Regions from separate parts of the Mus musculus genome. Here regions 2 and 3 are each linked to region 1. A link is a loop called in an ENCODE intact Hi-C map of the cell type or tissue named here. Cell type or tissue: heart. All regions are shown on one strand.

What was found. Peaks named below come from ENCODE experiments on the same cell type or tissue, not always from the same donor. Only the 100,000 strongest peaks of a DNase experiment are listed, where the experiment ranks them.
Region 2: it touches region 1 in a loop (8-fold over the local background); 5 of 42 quality-filtered maps call a loop at or near these places.
Region 3: a loop joins it to region 1, with 6 times the contacts of the local background. A loop is called at or near these places in 26 of 42 quality-filtered maps.

The regions. Positions count from the first base shown.
Region 1 is chr10:75,179,347-75,187,346 of GRCm38, reverse strand. It overlaps Bcr (BCR activator of RhoGEF and GTPase), which reads right to left. Exons shown (of 23, transcript NM_001081412.2): 20 at 7,089-7,223; 21 at 6,107-6,212; 22 at 5,616-5,778; 23 at 2,424-5,107. The coding sequence ends at 5,018. Among named protein-coding and RNA genes, the nearest start is that of Specc1l, 29 kb to the left of the region's middle. In heart, no CTCF peak of the experiment used is centred here; a DNase peak (open chromatin) is centred at 4,856; H3K27ac peaks cover 216 bases.
Region 2 is chr10:75,387,312-75,395,311 of GRCm38, reverse strand. No RefSeq gene overlaps it. Among named protein-coding and RNA genes, the nearest start is that of Gm40694, 9.4 kb to the left of the region's middle. In heart, CTCF peaks have their summits at 4,270 and 4,978; no DNase peak of the experiment used is centred here.
Region 3 is chr10:75,247,348-75,255,347 of GRCm38, reverse strand. It overlaps Specc1l (sperm antigen with calponin homology and coiled-coil domains 1-like), which reads right to left. Exons shown (of 16, transcript NM_153406.3): 5 at 6,704-6,911. Among named protein-coding and RNA genes, the nearest start is that of Specc1l, 39 kb to the right of the region's middle. In heart, CTCF peaks have their summits at 67 (motif pointing left) and 4,110 (motif pointing right); no DNase peak of the experiment used is centred here; H3K27ac peaks cover 837 bases.

The DNA of each region.
Region 1 (8,000 bases):
TGGTCCAGGCTTCCCTCTTCAGTCAGTGTCTCCTGTACCCTTGACAATATTTGACATATGATTTTTTTTTTCCCCTTCCATCTTTCCATGGTATTTTCTCATTTGTTTTCTTGTTTGCTTTTCGAAACATGGTCTTGCTAGACAGCCCAAGTCAGATGAGCCATTTCCAAATTCCATACTCAGGATGGGGATGCAGATTAAGTCTCTGAAGTACTTCTGTAGTTGGGGACAAGGTCTGAGGAACTCTGAGGCCTTTCTTGGGATGTATTACCATCTGACATCAGGGCAGGCTGCTGGGTTTAGGGAAGTTTATCACTTACTCCTCTCCGAGTAACTGGTACCTTTTCTAATTTGGTTATGAATTAGATGTGACCCTTCTGTGAATGCTTGTCATTGTTACACCCCTGGCTGGCCGTTCTGTAAGAACTGGAGGGTACAGGGCTCTCCCTGGAAGCCGACCATGGCTTGTCAGCTCTCTCCCACTCCCATTAGGCCAGACGGGATGGATTCAAACTCCACTGGCTTCCTCGTTCCCTGGCAGGGTCTTGCTCCAGTCTTGCTGGCACTGTGGGCACTGCTCCAGCCAAAGCCATTTGGGTCTCTTCAAGAGCAGTTTGTCACTCTTCATGTTGTTTATCTTTCCAGAACTATTTGCCACTGCCCCTCTTCAGACCTTGTAAAACTTCCTTTTAAGGCTGCTGGGACGCTGGGGTGGGAGGAGTCACAAGACGTTCTTTTGTGATTTCTGTATGAATTTGATGGGTCATGAAGCTAGAAAGCATCAGCCTGTGCTATTGTGTTTGGGTCAAGGTTGACCCTAACACACCTCGCATAAAGTTGGTACGTTTGGGGACAGAGCTCAGCATTTGCCGGCAGGCAGGATCTGAGGTGTTAATGTAAGTGGGGTTACTCCATTTTCCTCTATGTGAATGGTTATTAACCTTCCTAATGCTGTGACCCTTTAATACAGTTCCTTATGTTGTGCTGACCCCCACTCCTATGACCATAAAATGATCTTGTTGCTACTTCATAGCTGTTATGAATTGTACTGTAAATATCTGAGATACAGGATATCCGTGAATGGGTCATTTGACCCCTCTCTCCAAATGCAGTTTGTGACCTATTGGTTTAGAATTGGTGCTCTAAGGGATCAAGGAAGTGTTGATAACTTCAGGTTTGAGACACAGTGATTGACCCTGTCTCTAAGCCATACTACTGGCCTGGGTTTGGACAGACGTGGCCCTTGCATGGAGAAACACGGTGAGGAGTCAGCTTTGCTTGAAAAACCAACTCCTAGTTTAGAGATGCAATGGAGCCATGAATGCTCTTATGCGTGTAAGTTTTCCAAACAGAGCCAGGCAGACAATGTAAGAGACCATGCTGATTGTAACCTCTTAGGGGCCGGACATAGCCAAGTACTGGTAGAAGCCCGTCTTCATCATCGTACGCAGTTTCCTGGGAAGGGTAGGATCTGGCATGCTTCTGGAGTGGGCCTGGGGTTATGGCTGCTGAGGCTTCTCAGAATCCAAGGGTGAGGGTACAGCTCTTTTGGTCATGCATGGTGACTCTGTCAAGTCACCAATGGGGCAGTGAGAGCCTGCTACTCTGAGTAACCCTGTCACACCTAACACCCCATAACCTTGCACTGTCATCGGATGGCAGTGGCAACAGTGATAGTCACATTGCTCAGGCTCCCCACTCTTGGCCATTTGTCAAGTGACCCTTATGCTAGGAAGTTATTGGGGGTGACCTGCTATAGGTGCTATTGAAGATAATGTGATGGCTGCCTGGATATGGCTAGGCTCCTCTTCCCTAGCTGCCGCCATTAAAGACTCCGAGTTACACACTTGTTGACTCTGGGTGCTGCTTCCCTGTAATTTGGGCAGGCTTCTGAGGGCAAGGCTAGAGGCATCTAAGAACACCCACCTCCTCTGCATGCCATAGAAAGATAGGATCTAGCTGCCTCTCTGCAATCCCAGCAGGCTAAGTGGCTTGAAACAGGCATAGGTGAGGAGAACCAGGGTCAAGTAAGACAAGCAAGACTGGTCAACCACCCTACTGCCATCTCTCCCACTTGCAGGGTCAAGACTACATTTCCCAGGTGGCTTCTCTTCTTCATCCTTAGTCAAGGCAATGGTCCTTGCCCAGACTAGTCCTTGGGTCTGAGGACTTAGCTGCTGCTCTGTATCTTGAAGCTGCCTCCCTGGCACCTACCTGTGGGTCCTCAATTCCACGAAAGCAGGACTTCCCACAGTGGTGCAATGTAGACTCCTCCTCCCCCACCAACGGCCTGACTGGACAATGAGAGCTCTGTAACACTGTTTTTTTTTCCCCCTATGCTTGTGGGTTCTAGTTTTGCCCCAGCAATGCAGGGCTTTCAAACTCGAGAGGCGACTGACCGACTAGAAACCACCACAAACCGAAGTAGTCTCAGGAGACTTTAATGAGAGTGTCCGTGGTCCTTCTGGTACAGAGTGGTAGTACAGACAGCCGAGTTCAAAAGCAGGATCGCAGCTAAGAGACCATCCACCCACTGCAGAGGCCAGGCTACCACCAGGAAAGCCAAGCCCACTGTGCCCAGGACCCAGGTCCCAAGGTAAGAAAGTATCACTTCTTCCTTTAGCGTCTGGCAGCCACGCCTGGTGGGCGGTCATAACGGACTGGGGCCGTCATTCTCTTTGCAGAGGGTAAAGCTGAGTCACCCCCATTCCTGGACAACGCCATGTATTTTCTTTGCCAGCTTAGAGGCCTGCAAGGCGTGAGGCGGTAAGAGAGGCAGCCCCAGTCACTGCTGCCGTGGCCCGATGGCGGAGGGGCACTTTTTAGACCGACACAGGGATGCTCATTCCATCATCAAATAACACATAACCTAAATAAATAAAGTGAACCGAGGCAGGGGGTGGGCCAGGGAATGCACATTGGCACATTGATATATTGCTTTCCAGTTCAAGGTGACAGACACAAAGCAAACAATGGGTTGGGGGGGAGGGGAGGGGAGGAGGTGCAGAAACAACAGTGGGGGGCTGGGAGGTTACTCAGCTTTTCTCAGCAGTGCTCCCCTTACAGGGTCAGAGCCATGACATGGACTGGGATGAACAGCCAAACTAGAGGAGCCCAGTGGGTCCAAAAATGCTCAAGAGCAGACCAATGGGTAGCTCTGCTGAGGGGAAAAAAAAAAGCCAACTAAACACTGTATGCAGACAGAGACCCTGTAGGGTCTTTTGTTTCCTGCCCAATACCTTAGGCAGGTTCAAGAGCAGACGGGAGGGGAAGACATGGCTCTGCCTCTCAGGGGTCCCCCATGTGCTGTGGGGTTGGTGGATGCCATCGGTGGGCATACCCACCGTCCAGACATGGGAGGGGCTGTGGGGTATGTGACCGGGTGCAGGAGTCCTCACGGGACAGGCAGTCTACACCCCTAAAATTATGCCTTCCTGCAGGAGCAGCTCAGGATTCAAGTCTCTCGTCAGCCTTTTTTCTTCTCTCCCCAGCTACTTGTACGCCAGCCCTACACAGTAGTCTTGGCTGTCCAGATAAGCATGATGCTGCCAAGGCTGGTCCTGAGCTCATGGCAACTCTGCCTCTGTCACCCAAGGGTGGGATTCTACCCTTTAAGAAATGATGCAAGGGTTTATGGGATTCCTTCTTGAAGACAATCAGTGGTTTTCCCTTTCCCTTTGCTAACTAGGGTGGCCAGTAAGAGACAACTACTCCGACTCCCACCCAGCGACAGGGATTGAGGTGGGAGGGCCGCAGGTGGGCTAGCTTTCCATCTTGCTCCTATCCCCAGGCCTGACTTTCCTAGCCTTCTTCCCATATTTCTGATGCTCTGGAGGGAGGCATCAGAAACGACTCCAAACAAAAGGAAGCCGGCTCTCAAAGGAAGACAAAACCCTGCCTGGACATGGCCTGTCCACGGTGTACATTCTAGTATCTTATTAGGTGTCTGAACCCATTAGGAAAAAAAAAATTAGAAACTACGTATAAAACTTAAAAATATTCAAGTATCAAAAGCTATTTCGGATCAAAGTATTAAAACAAGCCACTAGAGGAAACTGCTGTCTTGGAGCAGAGATGGCTGAGAAAGGTAACCGAGTCTGCTCAGACGGGAGCAAGGGAAGGGAGTGGTCTCTTAGATGGGGCAACGAGGGAGAGAGACAGCAGTCAGAGCCAGGCTGGAGATATCACAGCCTTTGTAAGACAGAAGGGAGGCTGTAAGGATCAGTGGGCTCGGCCACTCTCCCTGCAGAAGGAATTGTAAGGTGCGTGACGACCAGGGTCTCCTTCCCCGTGCTGGGTCCTGGGACACTTCTGGGCTGTGGAGGAGCACACTCCTGAGAGGTGCATAGAGAGCCCAGACAAGAGTATCAGAGAACAGGAGCCTGACCTGCTTCTGCACATACATCCATCCTTCTGGGAGGACGGAGCAAGCAGCCAGGGCTGACGATGTTACAGTGCCGAGTCAGCATCTCAGACCCTGTCACACACACAGCGGAATTTCTACGTCAGGGAACGTGAAGGCATCCCCACCTAAACAGAGGGACATGGCTGTGGCCCCCACAATAGGAAGCAGCAGCAGTGTTTATTCAAGACACAACAGTAAGGGATCTGACGGTGTCCCTATTCCCCAGAGAGGGTGCATCGGAACAAATGATCCAGTAGAGATTTTTTTTTTTTAAAACTCTGATAAATTAGATTCGTAAAAACCACTCTCTTCTCCGCCTCTTTTCCCTTGTCCGCAGGCTTGCAGATGGGCTGACTTGGGGTGCCCTCTGGTGGCAACAAGGGAAAGGTACAGTCTGGGGGCCAGCCTGGGGCTTGCAGACACACCTGGATTCTCGCAGGCCCCTTGGCCTTTCGCTTTGGGTACTTGTCTCTTGGCAGATGGCCCAGAGCTTCGGAATGGCTAAATTACACCGCAGGAAGGGTCTCATTCCCACTCTGTGGGCGGGTTCTCTCGTCCCAGTTTTCCAGGTCATTCTGTGGGCCTCCTAATGAGATGACTGATGCCTGGCTTTTAGACTTCAGTGGAAAACAGGATGCTCTGTCTCTTGCTGTCAGGGGCAGGGATGGCCTCCAGCTGCAGGAAGTACAGCAACACTTGGACCTGTTCCGGCAGAGAAGGGAGAGGCGAACCTGTGAGAGGGGTGCAGGTGGGAAGCCTCTCTCAGCTCACACAGCTCCCGTACTAAGAGACCTTGCTGGTGACAAGAGTTGAGCTTGAAAGACTAGCAGATGGGCTCAAATCTAGCCAGGAACAGAGGGGCTAAAAGTAGCCAGAGGGGCTGGAGAGGTGGCTCAGTGGTTAAGAACACTGACTGCTCTTCCGAAGGTCCCAAGTTCAAATCCCAGCAACCACATGGGGGCTCACTACCATCTGTAATGGGATCTGACGCCCTCTTCTGGGGTGTCTGAAGACAGCTACAGTGTACTTATACATAATACATAAATAAATTTTTTTTTTAAAGTAGCCAGGGCCCCTCTTGACCCTCTCAGTGATAGTAGGTAGGCCTCTGTAGTTGAGGTGGGAACGGCTCATGCTGAAGTAGGCTGAGGCTGTCTACCCGACAAGTGTCAAACCAGGGTAACAATGGACTACGGCTTGTTTCCTATACCTGGGACATGACCTCCAGGGACCAGCTGTCAGTCATGGTGATGGGCTGGCTGGGGTTAGCAGGGAGCTTGCTTTCCTTCTCTGAGGGCCGAAGCAGTGTGGGGCCAAAGACCGTGGCGAGGTTGTGCAGGGACATCTTGTTCACCGTCTCCTTTTCAGCTACCCTGTTTCGTGAAGCCAGAGCAGAAGGTGTTATTCCAACATCACACTCAGGGCTTATATAAAGATTCTATCCCCCAGAGTCCGAGGAGTCAGGGACAGAGAGAACCCAAGGCCAGTGGGCAGCTGGGACAGCTCTGGGCCATGATCTGGAAGTGAAGGGCAAGTTCAAGTGCAATGCTGGCTGTGGCTTAGTGTCCGGTGCAGAGGAGAGGGATGCCATCGGCTCTAGTCCCTAGTGTGGGAACCGACTGGAGACTTGAGAAGGAGAGAAGGCCCTTGGTGGTGCATGGTTTTCTGGGGACGGGGGCTGCATGGGAGAGCGGGCGCTACCTTTTCAGGTGGTCCAGGAGGAAGAGGAAGGTGAGCAGGTTGGCTTCTGGGAGGGACAGCAGCAGGTTCAGCATGCAGCTCTCCTTTGCGACGGGGTCTGAAAGAGCTACAGAAGGAGGGCGTTCAGTTCCCAGGGTCGGAGCACAGTCCCGAGACCTCTCATGAGGATGTCAGACGAAACACCCCGAACCCCAAGCCTATGCTGGAAGGCACTGAGGAGTTCAGGCGCCCAACATTGTCTCAGGCCACACAGTTAGACTGACTCCAACTGAGGAAGGCCTGTGGTAAAGGCTTATGTAGCATGGGAGATACCAAAAAAGCCTTCTCTCATCTCAAACGAGCAGCAGCACCCAGGCACCTGTATAGCTTATGGGTAGGCCTGTACTGGGGGTGGGGGTGACAAGTGGGAGGCCTGGGGGGAGGGGCACTGTCTGCTGCTATAAGCACATAGGAAGGCCCCTTCCCCCAGCCCCTGGGAGCTTCCCTTATTTACACGCACACCCTAGGGGCACTTTCCAGCCTGAGAGGCCAGGTCTTGTGGTGAACCGGCCCTGCAGGTTGGATTACCATAAGGGTGAAGTAAGGGGTATGTCTGCCTCCTGTGTGAGTTGGGCACCATCATCCAGGTTGACTAAAGGTGAAGGCTGGGCATAAATCTCTGCTTGACTGGGCCAGGACCTGGGGTTAGAGCATTAGGGGTTCATTGTGGCTACGGGGATCCCACAGCTGGACACGTCCATGGCCACACAGACTGGTTACCCTCTGGCCATACTGAGAGGAGAGGGCAGCAGGCAGCTGTCAGAGATTGCACAGATGGCCTGGTTTTTAGTACCCGCACTGCACAGCCAACTCCCTCAGGTTAGGTTCGAATGTGGGAACAGAGTATCGGGGAACAGTCTGATTCCCTCTCCTAATGGCGCCAGTGAATGGACGAGGCCATGAGATGCTTGCCTCCCACAAGGCCAGGGCCCTCGATGCTCACCAATGCCTTCTGCGAAGTTAGGGTAGAACTCATCCGTGAAGAGGGGCTCGGGCAGCTCACGGAAGTAGAGCTTCAGCGTGCCGGCAATGGCGTTCACGTCCATCTCGCTCATCATCACGGACACATCCTTGTTATCTGCAGAGAACGCAGAAACAGCCTCCGTGTGGGTCCCAGGTCTGCAACCTGCCTGGGCTGACACAGCTTGATGACACACGTGTGTAGCCATCCCCTTTGTGTGGTTTGTTTCCCTACGCCCCCCAGCATTTGTGTGACTGAGTCTGGACAGGGTTGCTGGGAAGAAGGGCCACCAGCTGCAGAGGCAGGCAGGCGTAGGGACTGTTTGAGTCACTTAAGTCGTCACACTGGGTGTTTTCTTAGGACTTAGGCAGCCTCTGGTTCTCTGTGTCAGAGAGCCGGTGTAGTGGTTTGAATGAAAACGGTGCCCACAGACTCAGGAGAGTAGCACTATTGGAGGTGTGACCTTATTGGAGGAAGTGTGCCACGGGGGCTGGGTTTTGAGGTTTCAGAAGCTCAAGCCAGATCCCGTGGCTCACTCTCTTTTCCTGCTGCCTGCTTATCTACTCCTGGCTCCTCTCCAGCACCATGTCTACCTGCAAGCTGCCATGCTTCCTACCATGACAATAAATGGACTACATCTCAGAACGGTAGGGCAGCCCCAGTTAAATGGCTTCCTTTTTAAGAGTTGCTGTGGTCATGGTACATCTCTTCACAGCGATGGAAACCTTATCTAAGACAGAAGGCTGCGTGGAGAAGCTGAAACATGACAGTGAGTCTTATCGAGGAGTGCTGGGTCCTTGATGGCCCAGGCCAAGATGGTGGTATAAAGACTCTGCAAGTACAACATCCTTCTGAGTCCTGTTTCTGTCTGCCTGCTCTTTGGGGAACACTGAG
Region 2 (8,000 bases), 210 kb before region 1:
GTAAAAGAGGTCTGTCATTTTCCACTTGGAAAGGAAAACCTTTGAAGGCCTGCTAGGAGAGGCGTCATTGCCGAACCAAAATGTCTCAGATGAACTTCAATTATTCACTGGCCTGCTACGATGCTGTTGTAGTTTGGGTTTCTATTCCTGTAAAAAGACACCATGACCACTCGTACAAAGGCAAACATTTAATTGGGGTGGGTTTACCGTTCAGAGGTTTAGTCCATTATCGTCATGGTGGGAAGCATCGTGGCATGCAGGCAGACGTGGTGCTGCAGAGGTAGCTGAGAGTTCGACATTTAATTCAGGCAGCAAGGAGAGTGACCCTGGGCCTGAAACCTCAAAGCCCATCCCTAGTGACACACTTCCTCCAGCAAGGCCCCGCCCACCCAAAGCCACACCTACCAACAAGGCCATACCCACTCCAACAAGGCCACACCTCCTAATAGTGCTACTCCCCCATGGGCCTATAGGGACCATTTTCATTCAAACCACCACAGACTGTAATAATGATGGTCAACTTAACAGATCTAGGATCACCTAGGAGACACGCCTGTAAGAGATTATCTAGATTAGGTTAATTTGGGGTGGAGGGAGACTCGCTCTAAAAGGAAGACAATATGATTTGTCTGGGGTGTGTGGGCTGGGGTGTGTCGGCTGCATCCAAGGGAGGAAGGCAGCCGAGCGGGAACATCCCCTCTCTTTCTATGGGAGCAATGTGGTCAGCTCTGCCTCATGCTCCTACAGCTGGCCATGACAGTAACAAGCCTACCCCATTTCCCTACCTTTTGCTACCAGACTTCTGAAACAAAGGATCTGTGACGACTCGATGCTCTTGAGAACCTCTCTCTGACATTTTCATCCAGTCTGGGTACCCGTCCATGAAATGCAGTCACCCATAGGCCTTTGCACCTCAACCGGATTAAAAAAGACCCCTCATAGGCGATGCTGATGGACCGACCCAATGGAGAAAATTCTTCACTAAGGCTCTTTTTCCCTGACGGTTCTAGGGTATGTCAAGTTAACAAACTAACCATCATGTGTGCCTTACCTATCCCAGTGGCTCCCATCTTTGCCCATACTCTCATTATCTCCTGTAGTATTTGGACCATTTTATACACTTATCCTCCTTACTTAACTTGCTCTTGACCTCAGTACCAGACTGATCGGTTAAACAGGAGATGACGTCGGGCTCTCTCATTTGGCTCATCTTATGCTGTGGTATTTATCAGATTCCCAAGTTTAACACAGACACGGCCTGGAATTGAAACTATATTCCATGTTACAGTTAAGCTGAAAAAGATTTGGGCTGATCCAATTGCTATGCAATTAAGGATATCCCTGCCCCTGGGTAGTCTTGTCTCAAATTCATATTCCTTGCATTAGAATGAAAGTGATTTCCTTGATAGGACTTATTTCATTATTGTTACTGTTGTCTTTATGTGGGCTTCTTGGAGACTCCACTATTATGCCTGGTGGCATGAGCTTTCCAAACGTCTGCCTTTGTTCATCCAAATAATCCATATTTGGATCTAGAGTGCAGTGTCTTCTCTATAGTGAAGTCTTCCTGAATCCTTCGTGTTTTTTTCAAGTTCTGTGGTACTCCAGTACTATGTACAGTTAATAGCAAGTATGCTGTGTTTCTTACAGCTAGAGATATAGCATGTCTTTGAATCTACAAAGACTGATGCTCCAGAAATTACTATGGCGTCTAATTGAACACCATATCAGTCCATGTAAATACTCATCCTCTTTTGGCTCCTTTGCATATATTAACCCAATACCTTATGTGTTCTGCTTTATCAAAAGACTCAGGAAGACATATAATTGTTTCACTTCAACAAGGCTCTTCGCCATCTTTGTACACTTGATATCTAGTACAGAAGGGATCTGGGTCCTTGAGTAGCTCCAACAGCAGTGGATATTGGGGGTCCACACCCTTGTGCTGTTTCATATGACCAACTCTTTACTCAGAAGTAAACTCAGATGATCTCCCTCTGAGTGGCCTCCTGGGTCACGTTTCCTTAGACTATGTGTTTGGAAGGCTCTTTAACCACAGTGCTTCTCAGTTATAGAGAATTTACATCTGCTCTTTTATTTCTTTAAACCCGTCTCGCTGTAGGTAACACAGCTATCTGCTTGTACTCTGAGAACTGATGGTCTAAACTATCTGTTTGCATTCTGAGGAGCAGTTGAAGAAGAGAAAGAACAGTGGACCGGGTACATGAACAGGTTTTAACCAGGGGTTTACTATTAGGTCTAACTTCTACATTGTGTGTGTGTGGGGTTATTTGGTATCTCATGAATTCTATGTTTAAAGCATTAGCATAATCATAAAGTCTACGATGCTGTGAGTAGGGGAGTGTGTGATTAGCAAGAGCAACATTTTACCAACAGCTAAGAAGAGAACATTGGATACTAATGTCTCAGGTCAAGAAATGATTTGTATTGTATTGGGAAAACATGGATAGAAAGACTGCCCTGTATCTGAGGGGTTGGCCCCTGAAATTCCTTCTTGCTCTGTAATTGTGGACAAGTCACTGTGTTTTTTTATCTTTACTTCTTCTTGGAAAAAATAGAAGTACTTTCTTTGACTTGAAAGAACTAAACACACTGTATTTAATGGTATTCCATAATTCACACAGTGTGATAATCTGCCATTTTTAATTAATAAAAAGGTATCTGGATGGAATTTGTCCATAAGGAGTTATAAACATACTGTCTTTGACATAACAGATATTTGTGCTTATTTTTTTCCTAGGGGCAATAATCGCTTTAAACCAAAATCATTTGTAATCTTTATGCCAAGTCTCCCAGTGACAAAATAAGTTATTTGGAAGAGGAATGGTTTTGAAGAAGGCTGTGGTCTGAGACCATGAAACAGCACAAAGCTTGAGTAGCCCAAGCTGAAGTCCAGCCTGTGGATGATTCACCACTCAACTGTCTATAATGTAACCTAGAAAACTAAGGCTTGTATAACATCAGGGGTCCAAACCCCCTGCTGGACATTCAGATCTCAAATTCAAGAATATCATCAATATGGTAACCAAGCTAGTCCATCAACCCTCCTTCCTCAAACTGTTGAATAAGTACGGAGCTGGTTTAATACCACTATATTAGGGCTGGAGAGGTGGATGGCTCAGTGGTTAAGAGCACTGACTGCTCTTCCAGAGGTTTGAATTAAATTCCCAGCAACCACATGGTGGCTCACAGCTGGTGTGTCTGAAGACAGTGACAGTGCACTCACATACATAAAATGAATAATTTAAAAAAAATACTATATGATACTTAGGGAAATCCACTTAGATATAAGTTTAACGGGAGTGAAGAAAATGACTGTCAAAAGAGCTAATATAGTCTTAGATTGTATTATAGTGTCTAGAGCACAAAAAGAGGTGATTGTCTTATTCTGTTGTTTTAAAAAAAGATTTATTTATTTTTATGAATATGAGTACACTGTAGCTGTACAGATGGTTGTGAGACTTCATGTGGTTGCTGGGAATTGAATTTAGGACCTCTGCTTGCTCCAGTTGGCCCCGCTCACTCCAGCCCAAAGATTTATTTATTATTATACCTAAGTACACTGTAGCTGTCTTCAGATGCACAAGAAGAGGGCGTCAGATCTCATTATGGATGGTTGTGAGCCACCATGTGGTTGCTAGGATTTGAACTCAGGACCTTCAGAAGAGCAGTCAGTGCTCTTAATCTCTGAGCCATCTCTACAGCTCGTCTTATTCTGTTCTATGCCTATGGAACACACACCTATCTCTAGGTAAGATATATCGTGTATATATTGTCTTACATCAATGGGAAAGAAAGCAAGAAGATCTAATAACAAGGGTTGAAAACTAGAGGAACATTCATAGAGCAAAAGAAAGCAAACGAACTGGGAGAGGATCATACCACTGGACCTTGATTTTGGCCATACAACAAAAGGTTTTAGTTCATCCCATCTAGCCCAATGATAGGCGTTAAGTCAATGGATGGAAACTAGGACAATTATTTCCAACAGACTGTGTCAAAAGATGAGTTAGGGTTGGGCAGTGGTGGTGTATGCCCTTCACCCCAGCAGTTGGGAGGTAGAGGCAGGGAGATCTATGTGAGTTTGAGGTCAACCTGGTCTACATAGTGCGTACCAGGGCAGTCAAGGCTACAGGGAAACACTGTCTTGGAGGCTTGGGGGAAAGATGAGTTAGGATGCTAGCAGGAATGGCTTCTCTCTCAATCCTTCATTATGTGTAGACAAAGTCCTGATGGCCACTTGGTGGGAGTATTGTAGAAGAAAGCCAATTATGAGATACTTCCTCGACCTAGAAAAGCCATGATTTATGTGTAGTACTGCAACCCAAATCACAAAACAAACAAACAAACAAAAATCCCTGATGGAGAATCTACTTCAAATAACTACAAACAGTTCACAAAAACAATAAAAGATAGACAGCTGGTATTTAAGACGTCGAAGTCAAGAAATCTGGATGACCAAGTGAAAAGAAGTTATTAAGAACCAAACGAACTAAAGCTCTGTACTTCACCATCTGCAGAAACCAGTACCCTAAAGCCTGCCATGCTATATGCTGAAATCATGTATGCCAGATTATTGTAATGACTAACTAGCCTTGATGCCCTAATACCAGCTGCACCACAGACAAATTCAGCCCAATCTTCAGCAAGAGACCCATCTTTCCCCCTTAGCTCCTAGTCTTACTTCAGATCTCAACTTTGACATCATCCTTGCCTGAAATAGGAGTTGTCTATGTTTGAAACATCCAACCTCTCTCTGCTCTCTCACTTTAATTTGTCTTATTTCTACATACCCAAGTCTCTTTCTGCTAGTAAACACCCTCCTTTGAGACTTACAATTGGCCAAGAAGACTGGAGTCTAGAGGTTGAGTGTCACTCTGGTCATTGGCCCTCTTATCTCTTGTTAGAGTTTATAGCTCAGACTACTGTTAAACCCCAGGGCCCTTGAGCCTCACCTTCAGGTCTGTGTGAGTACTACAGTTCCAAGCTTCAATTCTCTCTATGAATTAGTCATCACCAGAGCCTCTTCTAGTGATTGTGGTTGTGGTAGCAACGCAATATTCAGGATTGATCCCAGGGCTTTATGTATTCTAGAGAGGCTACAGCCTCCAGCCCGAGAGTCCTTTCATAATTCCAAGTTCCCTTTAAGGGGGTTGTAGATTTTTGGCCTGTGTCCAAAGCCATGTTCTCTTCCAAAAATCGGCCTCCACACTCACTAGCCAAAAAAGAACTCATCCAGCTGTAGATGGTACCATACATGCACCTACCGGGCCTCTGGGAAACACAGTTCTATCTCTGTCAATTATGTACTGTAGCTGCATGGGTCCATGACATTAGTTTCATCAGCCTGTAGCAAGAAGTTGTTTGTCTCACAAGGGTGTTACAACCATTAAGAATTTGTTCAATTTCCTGGTTACATTTATAAATACATACTTCGTGAATCAGGCACCCAGGGCAAATATCAACCCCATATGTGATGCTTGTTCTCTTAATTATGATCATAATAATTTCTACTTCTTGAGCTCCTCCTATGTGCCAGGAGCAGTGAAAGACCTATAATGTCAGGCTTAGAGAGGGCTAGAGTGTTACCTAGGTCTATAATTGACAGCCCTCTTAGGGGGTGAGAATTATAGACACAACACATGGTTAATCTTTACTACTGATATCAGTGTTCATGGGGTTATGAAATAGCATTACCAAAAGTGCCATAAAGGTCCAGATGTCGGAGAACAAATGTGAGCCAGAAGGATGTTTAGTAAACATAGGAGCTTGGTCCAAGGAGGAAAGGCCAGGCTGAAGCAGAAGGCAACCACTGTAAAGCACCCACCTAGATCCCAAGCAGACTGAGGGTCCTGGGGAATAATATACAAGAAGCAGACCTACACTATTCTAGAGACTTCACTACTGTAGTCCTCAGAGAAAATGATTGCATTCGTTCGTAAACATCAAAACAATAAGCAAGGTCCATGTCTGAATTATCCAATCAAAGGAAGGAAGGAATATTACAGCAGTGCTTATTCCAAGGAGGGAGGGAGGGGAGGGGAGGGAGGGAAAGAAAGAGGGAGGGAAGGAGGGAGGGAGAGAGAGATAGAGGGAGGGAGGGAGGGAGGGCGGGCAGGCGAGTGAGCGAGAGAGAGAGAGAGAGAGAGAGAGAGAGAGAGAGAGAGAGAGAGAGGGAGAGAGGAGCTTACAAAATGAAAGATGATCCTTTCATGTAAGTGCGCATTGATTGAAGTACTTGGCAAGACTAGCAGAACTCTCCTTTTGGTAACTCAAGTCTGCAGCCTTCCAGCTCTGTCATACAGTGTGTAAGAGTCAGCTATATGTAAATGTGTGAAGTGTTCAGGTGGTGCATGAGCAGAATTCAAGGCAAGAAAAAGTAAAACTTGAACTGTGTTCAAGTATCAGTGAGTGAACAAAGTCCCTGGTGGCAAATATACAGAAGTCTTCATTCCCTAGACTTTGTATGAGGGCAAGGAAATATTACTGATTTTTGACCTAAACTGTACTTGTCTCAGTGAGGGTTTCCATTGCTATGAGCAGACACCATGACCAAGACAACTCTTATAAAGGACATTTCATTGGAGCTGGCTTACAGGTTCAGAGGTTCAGTTCATTATCATCAAGGCAGGAGCATGGCAGCATCCAGGTAGAGGTGGGGCTGGAGGAGACAAAAGCTCTACATCTTGCCCCAAAGGCAGACAGAAGAAGACTGTCTCCCATATGGCTAGGAGGAGGGTCTCAAAGCCCCCTCCACAGTGACATACTTCCTCCAACAAGGCCATACCTCCTAGTAGTGCTACTCCCCAAGAATATTCAAAGCACCACAATACTTAAATGGTGTGAAAACACTGATTAAAAGGAACTGGGAAAGGAAAGGGTCTATTTGGCTTACAGGTTCCAGTCTATGATGGAAAGAAGCCAAGGCAGGAACTCAAGACAGGAATTTGGAAGCATGAACGCAGGCTATAGATGGGTACTGCTTACTGGGTCACTCCCCATGACTTGCTTAGCCTGCTTTCTCATACAATTCAGGACCACCATCCCAGGGGTGGCACCTGCCTACTGTGGCTTGCACCCACCCACACTAGTCATTAATTTAAAAACATGTTCTATAGACAGGCCTACATGTCAGTCTAATGGAGACAATTTCTCAGTTGTTATTCCTTCTTCCCAGGTGACTATATTTTGGGTCAAGTTGAAAAAAATCCAATCAGCACAGTATTAGTCTATTATCAGAGCGAGTCAAACCTGATCATCCCCAAACACTTTTATCTCTGACTTTCTATTTCTATAAAGCAGGTTTGACTTCTCAAAATCTATGACAGATTCTCATGCTTGGATTCATTTCCCTGTATTCATGAAGAAAAAAATCATGGGGAATAAATGAAACTAAATATTAAAGTTATGGGGGGAAGATGGCTCAAGAAATGGTTCAGTGGTTAGGGGTACTTACTACTCTTCCAGAGGGCCTAGGTTTAATTCCCAACACCCACATGGTGCTTTACAACCAGATGGGGATCCAGTGATCCTGTCTGGTCTTCAGGATCACACACACGATGCAGCTAGACACCATACAAACAAAATACCTATACACATAGTTTTTTAAAAGTCATATGCATAAAGTAAAAGGTATTTAACTAATCACTTTTCCAGATATTGAAAATAGATTTTTATTCTATCAGAAGGCATACGGGTCTCATGTAGTGCTAGCTGAACCTCAACTAAGGCTGGCCTTGAATTCTTGATCCCCCTGCTTCCACCACCAGGCAGGGCTGAAAAAGTCTGTCCAGCTATGCCTGGCTTAAAGTCATAAGTATGTAAGTTAAGCAAATTATGTAACTTGTGGACTCCCCTCTAGATGTGTTCATTGGCTTAGTTTTGAGTTTTGTTGTTAGTTTATTTGTTTAATTAATTAATTAATTAATTAATATTTCAATTGGAGCTTCCCCTCTGTCTGAGTTTGGGTTTTCATTGCT
Region 3 (8,000 bases), 68 kb before region 1:
CAACTCAGGAATCTTCAAATGAGCTGCTTTCCTCTCCAGTTTCCCTATGTGAGCGACACTGCCACCTACTGTCTTCAATTCAAATCCTATCACAAACAAGAACTATTATCTCCTTGCTTTTAAATTACAGATTAAACCTCCATTTTTTTTTTTTTTTACAGAACTATTTTTATTCTAGAAATCTGACAAACTGCACTTGCATTATTATTCCATCTAACTTTCCTCTGAATAGTTCTGGAAACTGCCCTTCTTGCTTAGTAATGGGCTTCTTAACTGTCTCTCTTCCAATGACCTATCCCTGACAAACCAAGAGAAAGCCATGCTAGCTCTCATATGCCCACAATCATGCAGACATTACTGGGCAGTTACCATGGGCTCAGGCTCTGGCTATGGTCCTCTTGCAGACTTAATAAACTCACCCAGATCCCTGTAGCCCAAAAGCTCTCTGGGTACTACCATCAGCTGCTTCCATCTGGTCCAGCATTTCCCAGAAAATGAATTAAATATTATTTTCAGAGCAAAGGAAAAGTCAAGAGTAAATAATCTGTCACAAGAGATGGGCAATGTGTACAGAACCTGGGAGAAAATACAAATGGTTTTCAAATGAACTATAGAGTTTTACTTTATTTTTTAATTTTGTCCAAATCTTTATTCTCCCATTCTCCAAAAAATGTGGCTATAACTTTTTTCTTAATTCTAAAAGTAAGACATGTTCACAATAAAACAATGAAGATAGAAGTTGTAAGGAAGTAAGGTTGCCTTGATTTGCATTTGACTTACATCCTTCTAGATTTGTGAGTGTGTACCATTTGGTTTGGGTTTTTGTTTGAACTTGGTCTTGCTGTGTTGCCCAGGCAAGCCTTAAATTCCTGCAGAGGCTCAAGACATCCTTCCTACCTCGGCAACATACTACATGGGACTAGAGATACACTACCACATCTGCCTGGTTTTTTTCTTTATTAAGCACAATGAGATTATATTTGTACTGTTTCATAAGCCTGCAGCAAATAATGGACTCCATTATCAGTAAATCCAGATGTGTAGTAGGATCTAGATGGCCCCAGAGTAATTTATTAAAGTAACATATCAGAATTTGTTTTCAAAATCTCCTTTTAACAGACTTAACATAATTTCCAACTTTAAAATACAGCGAAGTCATTACACAACTGTTCAGATATTATGTGGAGGAAAGTTCCAAAGGTAGAAATGATGAAGGGTCCTTTGCAAGTACCAACCTAAGCTAATTCAGTGTACACTAGAAGGGTATACCTCAAGAACACTGTTAAGTTTCTTGGGTTGTCTGTCTGTTTGTTTGTTTGTTTTGAAAGGTTATCAGTTCACTTATGGTTTAACAGCACAATGAAGTCAGCATTTTAAAGGATCACTGTATCTGGCTGCCATTCTCATGTCATGTTACATTTGAAGCTTTAAGTGGTTCTAAAGTACAGACATGCACTGCAGCTGGCTTATTTCATCTTCTAGCCAGTGTACTGAGCTCTGTCCATTCCATCCTCACTGGCATAATGGCAATGAAAACGGGAACTCACACTGTGTACACAAGCTATGTACTAGATTACAATTATTGAAAGTGTAGATTGTGGGACTAGAGAGATGGGTTAGCAGTTAGTTAAGAGCAGTGGATGCTCTTGCAGAGGATCCAGGTCCTGTTCCCAGAACCAACATGGCAGCTGAGAACCATCCATAACTCAGTTCCAGGGGATTCTGCACCCCTTTACGAACTCTCAGGGCACAAGATACACACAGTGCACTTACACACATACACACACACACACTCACAAACCTCATACACATAAAATAAAATATATCTTTAAAAAATATAACAGACTATTTCCAAGTTTTGTGGTGACAAGCAGTTCTGCGACAAGCCCATATGCACATCTATAATCCTACAATGCTGTTACTAAGGACAGGTTCCTTGAAGTGAACTGCTGACTCTTTTAATAAAATTTTGTATCAACATCCTTAGAAAGATGCAGCAATCATACTCTTCTTAATGGCACATAAGAATATTCTTCCTTCTTCTTGCTTGCTATCAATCTTTTAATTCTTTCACATATGTTTAATGAATACTGGCATTGTTTTCTTTTTATTTCTTTTCCATGCCAAGTATCTGACTTTTTCTGATTTGCCTATTTATATACTTTTAATATGAAAACGTGTGTGTGTGTGTGTGTGTGTGTGTGTGTGTGTGTGTGCCCTTTCTCTTATTCCCTTGAGACAGGGTCGCTCCCAGAACCAAAGCTTGCTACTTCAGTTAGGCTGGCCAGCCAATCTGCTCTCTCAAGCATGCATAGCCATGTCCAGTTTTCTGTTTTCTTTTCTGGGGTTCAAATTCAGGACCTCGTATTTACAGAGTAAGTTCTTACCCACTGAGCCAGCTCCCCAGACTCAACTCGGGGACATCACTCCGCAACTGCAGGTGTCACTGTTCACCCACAGGCTTCTCTGGAACAGCAACTAGTAAAGGCTCTGCAATGCCACATTAACAGGAGGACTGGACCCTAGCCAGTGCTGGGAGGGGTGTCCAATTCACAGCGGGGTCTAACTTACTTTTCCCTCCATGTGGTTCTCTCTCCCAGACCACACGGTAGCCTACCATTCTGGAGACACAATCCACTTCCCTTTCTGACACCAAGGTCATTCAAAGAACCCTGGCATCCAATTCTACTCCTTTATCCACAAGAATCTGAGCTCAGAGGCAAATAAGCAAAGCAGACAGGTACGTGGGGGACCTCAGTCCAGTGGCCAGTCCTGAGCGGGCAGTTCTGGTAACATGATCCCTTCCACGCAGAGCCTGCTGGGAACATCATTCCTCTGAGCCTCACTGTTCTCCTGGACAGCAGGCTTTTCTGTTCTGATTTACTCCCCCCACCTCTGACTATGCTTTCTACACTTCACAAGTTACTCAGAATTACTCATCCACTCGCACTCTCAGCATTAGCACCACTGAGGCTTCACACTTCATCCCTAGTCTTCTTTTACGGAAAGGAAGGGCGTGGGGGTCTGAAGCCGTGTTCTGAACCGAAGTTCTGAGTTTACATGGCACCTTTCTACCTTAAATGCTAAGGCGTTTACACTTGTTCTGCTTTGTAGTTTTTATTTCTCTGCAGTTTCCCACTTGTCCCTTCAATCTGTCTTCTCCTCCACATACTTGAGCTCAGGAGTGGTTGTAAAGTCCTACATACCAATTCCAAGGTCAGGAATTTATCTTGGGGTGACTGAGGAGCGACTACTATTGAAATTATAAGGCCTTTTTGGGAGCTGACTAGGAGGTTCTAAGCTTGTTAAAATATTCCACAGAAGAAATCTTGCTTTCTCAAACAACAAAAATTCATGTATCATTTGCTGGGTTAACTCCAAATGTGAGAATTTTCTAGAAAAAAAAATTAACTGCCATCAAATTCCAGAGAAAAAGTAACTGCAATATAACACTAGAGATCTAACATAAAGTATAAAATTTGTTTAGACACTGGTTATTATTTAAGAGAGAGAGGTATAGTATACACTTATTATCTTATAACTGTAGAAACTAAGAGGCACAAGGGTCATGAGTTTAAAGCTGGTCTAAGATAAATAAAAACCCAAATAGATGAATATCTAAGGCTAGGAGAAAGCTTGCTTAGCATGAGGTCCTGGATCAGTCTGAAGGACTATAAAAAAGGAGTTACTAAAACCTGGGAGTAAACAGTGCTATAAAGAAACATTTTGATGACAGCTAGAGAAATCTAATTATGAACTATTAGTTGATACTAGAAAACTAAGAATAATTTTGCTAGAAGTGCTCAGTAAAATCTTCTTTTAGGAATCACATTTAAATATTTAAGAATTAAACATCATAGGGTTAGTATTAAGTAGTTCAACATATACATACAAAGACAATAGCACTAGGTAATAATTATTCTTCTAATACTAATGTACATTTGAACTTTTCATCTTAAAAAATTGTAAAAGAAGCTATATAAATTTTTTTAATTACTCTTGGTTTTTTGTCATTTTCTAGTTAAAATCCATATGTGAAAAATGAATGACTTGTGATGTTCTGTCCCCAAGATCTTCATCATTTAACATCTTCCTAGCTAATGCTCCAGTTACCACAAGATGTCACTCCTGCCCATGAGCAAAACCACAAGGACTAACTGCATGGGAAACAGGGCAGTACCAGTGTACCCAACGGACAGTACAAGGAGCTTCCAAAGTCACTCTGGAATTGTCTGGAAAACTTAAACACTTCTTACAGGCAAGAAGAAAAATTACCCCGCCCCTCTTTGAAGCTTTATAAAGTACTACTGGTTGGGGGAAGAGGTGTTCTCATCAGTAGGATAACTACAGGTGACTCAACTATATGCCTATAAATAGCCCAAATTAAAAAAAAAAAAATCCACCCACATTCCTGTAAGTAACCCTAGCAGAACTCACAAGTGCACACACTAGCTGAGAAGAGGAAGGGAGAAGCAGGAGGTAGACAACAGGGTAATGTGATCATGGTCAAAATATACCTGCATATCAAAGTGTCTAAGCGAAACACTGTCATGCAAAATTAATATGTGCTAATAAATACTTTAAAATGTATAATAAAAAAGCAGAATTAAATAAATTCTCACAAATAAAAAATGTATACTAAATCCAGGGTCAGAGAGATGGCTCCGCAGTTCAGATTGCTTGCTGTTCTTCCAGAAGAACCTAGCTTGGTCCCCAGCACCCATGTCAGACTGCTCACAACCACCTAATCTCCAGCTCCCAGGGGCTCTGACACCCTCCTCTGGGCTTCTTGAACATCTAGTCCACATACAGATGTGTGTGTGTGTGTGTGTGTGTGTGTGTGTGTGTGTGTGTGTGTGTGTAAAAATTTAAAATGTTATATATTTTTTAAAACTCTAAATATAAGTGCTGAAAGTTCTTATTGTTTGGTTTTTGACTCTGAAACAAGACCTTATTATAGCGGCTGAAGACAGCTTAGAACTCTGTCAATTAAGCATTGGACCACAGATGAGACACTAAGACCACCCTGAAGGATTAAGTTGTGGATGAGAAATTTCATGGCAGTCACAACAACACCATCTTCTTTAAAAAAAAATTCAGTCCCACCACTGACTATTTTAATAGGGGCCCCAGAATGTTCAACAAAACCTTGGTCAATCCAGATTCACAATCAGCTAACCAGAACTTAGAATTCCCAAGTTCTATCCTGAACATTTCCCGCACCTGACCTGCTCTTCTTCAAGTATCTTCAATGTCCCCATCAGCCTAGTGATAGGCCCAATATGATAATTGCTTTGTCAAGAAATGATGAACTGAGAGTGTCGGAAGGAGTGTTGCATACACCCATTGTCTGAAAAACTTTAATGCATCAGACATGCCTACTCCAATCAATCTATCTCTAGGTCTGTAATATAAAGGCATATAAAAGTGAGGATGTAGTTCAGTGGTAAGAATGTGAAATTTACATGGACAAGGTCCTGAGCTTCATCTCCAGCATCGCACAAAAGGCAGCAGGAATACAACTCACTTGTCCTATCAGCTGTCATAGCTCGTTTCTATATCTACCCATCAGCCTAATTTCTTCCCAGAACTCCTTGGGGGTATAGTAATCACAGCCCTTCACCTGAAAAACTCAGTGTGTGGTTTCTAAGAACAGTGATATTTTATGTAAACATAGTGTAATTATCAACTTCCTAAATGTATTATTAGCATATCTTTAATCTCTTAGCCACAACTCGGTGTTTGATTAATGCCTTTATATCATTTTCCCCTGTAGTAATGGGCCTGTCTAGACATGGGCATTACATCTAATTATCTTGTCTCCTGAGTCTTCTTTTATCTGGGACCTTTCTATAGCCTTTCTCTTTTGCAACACTGATGTCTTTAGGGCTGCAGCCCCTCCACACCTCTGCTACCAGCGCATGCTCATGCTGTCGGTCTGTTTCCCTGTGGCTGGCACGTGCCTGAGTCAGAGCAGCCCTCACTTGTGCTATGCCCAGTACCGCATGCCTCTATGACCCACATGAAAACCCAAACACTGCTCAGCTTTCCCTACTGCATAAGGAGTTGCTGTTTCTTTTCTGTCCTGTAATCAATAAACAATTCTTGAGAAAATAGATTAGGTTCATATAAAAATCTGATTGCTCAACTTTCTTACAAATACAAAAAAATTTTAAAGTTTAAAAATCAATTCATTCAATGTACAATGAAACTTTAAAATGCAGGTTTCATTCTACCATGACACAAAATTCTCAGAATAATAAGAAAAATCAAATAAATTTAAAAACACAAAAACCTGTGTTCCATGATCAGTATGCTACAAGATTAACCTATTTTATTTTATTTTTTCCAACTCTGTTCACTTGCAATCACTAAAAATAAATTAATGGCTTTTCTTATGGTCTGGAAAATAACTGACTGTTAGCCTTTTCATTTCAGAGATTCTCATTAATTAGATACAATGTTCAAATAATGCTTCTATGGAACATCTGAGAACACAACATAGTTGACCCAGAGTTTCCTCACTAAGGTGTGAAGCACACCTCTGTCAAAGTGTCTTTCGGTAGGTCAGCGTGCTACTGTGTCCATACTGTGTGCTAGTCAGAACTGCTATTTTCACCACGGAGCACCAGCACGCAGAGGTGGGGTGGGCAAAGCCTGAGCGCCTGCGCACGAGGTCGCTCTCACTCACTGCCTTACTTACTCTCTAGATCAGAGATAATGAGGTTGTCATGCAGCTTCACGGCGCGGTGCTGCTCCACCTCATCTTCAAGTTCAAAGATGGTTTCCTTCATGTCACTCCTCTCCGTGTCCTTTTCCTCCAACTCTGATCTTAGTTTTTCTAATGTCATATTCAAATCTTCAATCTGCTTCTTGGCCTCTTCCTGGAAAGCTCGGTATTCATCTTCTACCTAAAGAAGTTAAAAGGAGACTTGTTTGGGGATAAACTCTACAACCAAAGTACTTACCGTTAGATATGGAAGTGAGGTGCGAGCAGCTACGGACAGACTGACTGACAACCTAGCCACGCTGGGGACCAGCACTACAACTGCACGAGGTTTGCATTTGGTTTGTCTGAGCACAAGCCCAAAGCCTCACTGACTAAAGTCAACTGATGCATCACTGAACTTCCCCAGGTTATCTATGAGCCACCTGGGGGACGTTTTCTCTTCTCCAACATTTGGACTTAAGTTGTGCATTTGATGAGTGATTAGCATGCTACCCTCACTTATAAAAGTGCAGTATTTATAATAGAAAAAAAATGAAATCAAATATGAAACCAGAAAAACATTTAAGGCTAACAAGATGGCTCAGCAGGGAAGGGTGCTTGCTGCCAAGCCAGGGGGCCTGAGTTCAATTCCCAGAACCTTCCTGGAGGAAGGAGAGAACAGCCTCCAAGTCATCCTCCAATCTCCTCGCGTGATTCATAGTACACACACACGTAGACACAATAAGCACATACAAACAGAACACTTTCATTTCAAGTAGTCTTTATCAAAGTACTAGTTCACAGTGCCCCTCAACATGTATCTCCTGAATTACATCTCTAAAAGTGATCACTAACAGACTGGCAAGATGGCTCCAGAGGTAAAGACGTTGGCTGCCAAAATTAATGAGCTGAGTCCTATCCTTGAAGTTTCCCATGATAGGAGAAACCAACTCCCACAAGTTGTCCTGACTAATGCACCCCCAATACACATGCTTTCATATTCCCTCCCCCACCTGAAACAAACATGAAATAAGTTTTTTTAAAAAGGGATCATTAAAATACATAAAAAATAAGTTAAGTTATTCAAAGTTTAACAACTGATGTAATAAAACCTTTCCCTTTAAAACTTCCCCACACTCGGGCAGAGAAATACTCAGCAGTCAAGAGCACCCCTGCTCTTCTGGACAAGCCCAGTTCAGTTCCCAGCATCCACATCAAGGGTCTCAACAACAGCCTGCAACTCCAGCTTCAAGGGATCCAACATCCTCCGTGCCTCTGTGGGTGCACACGC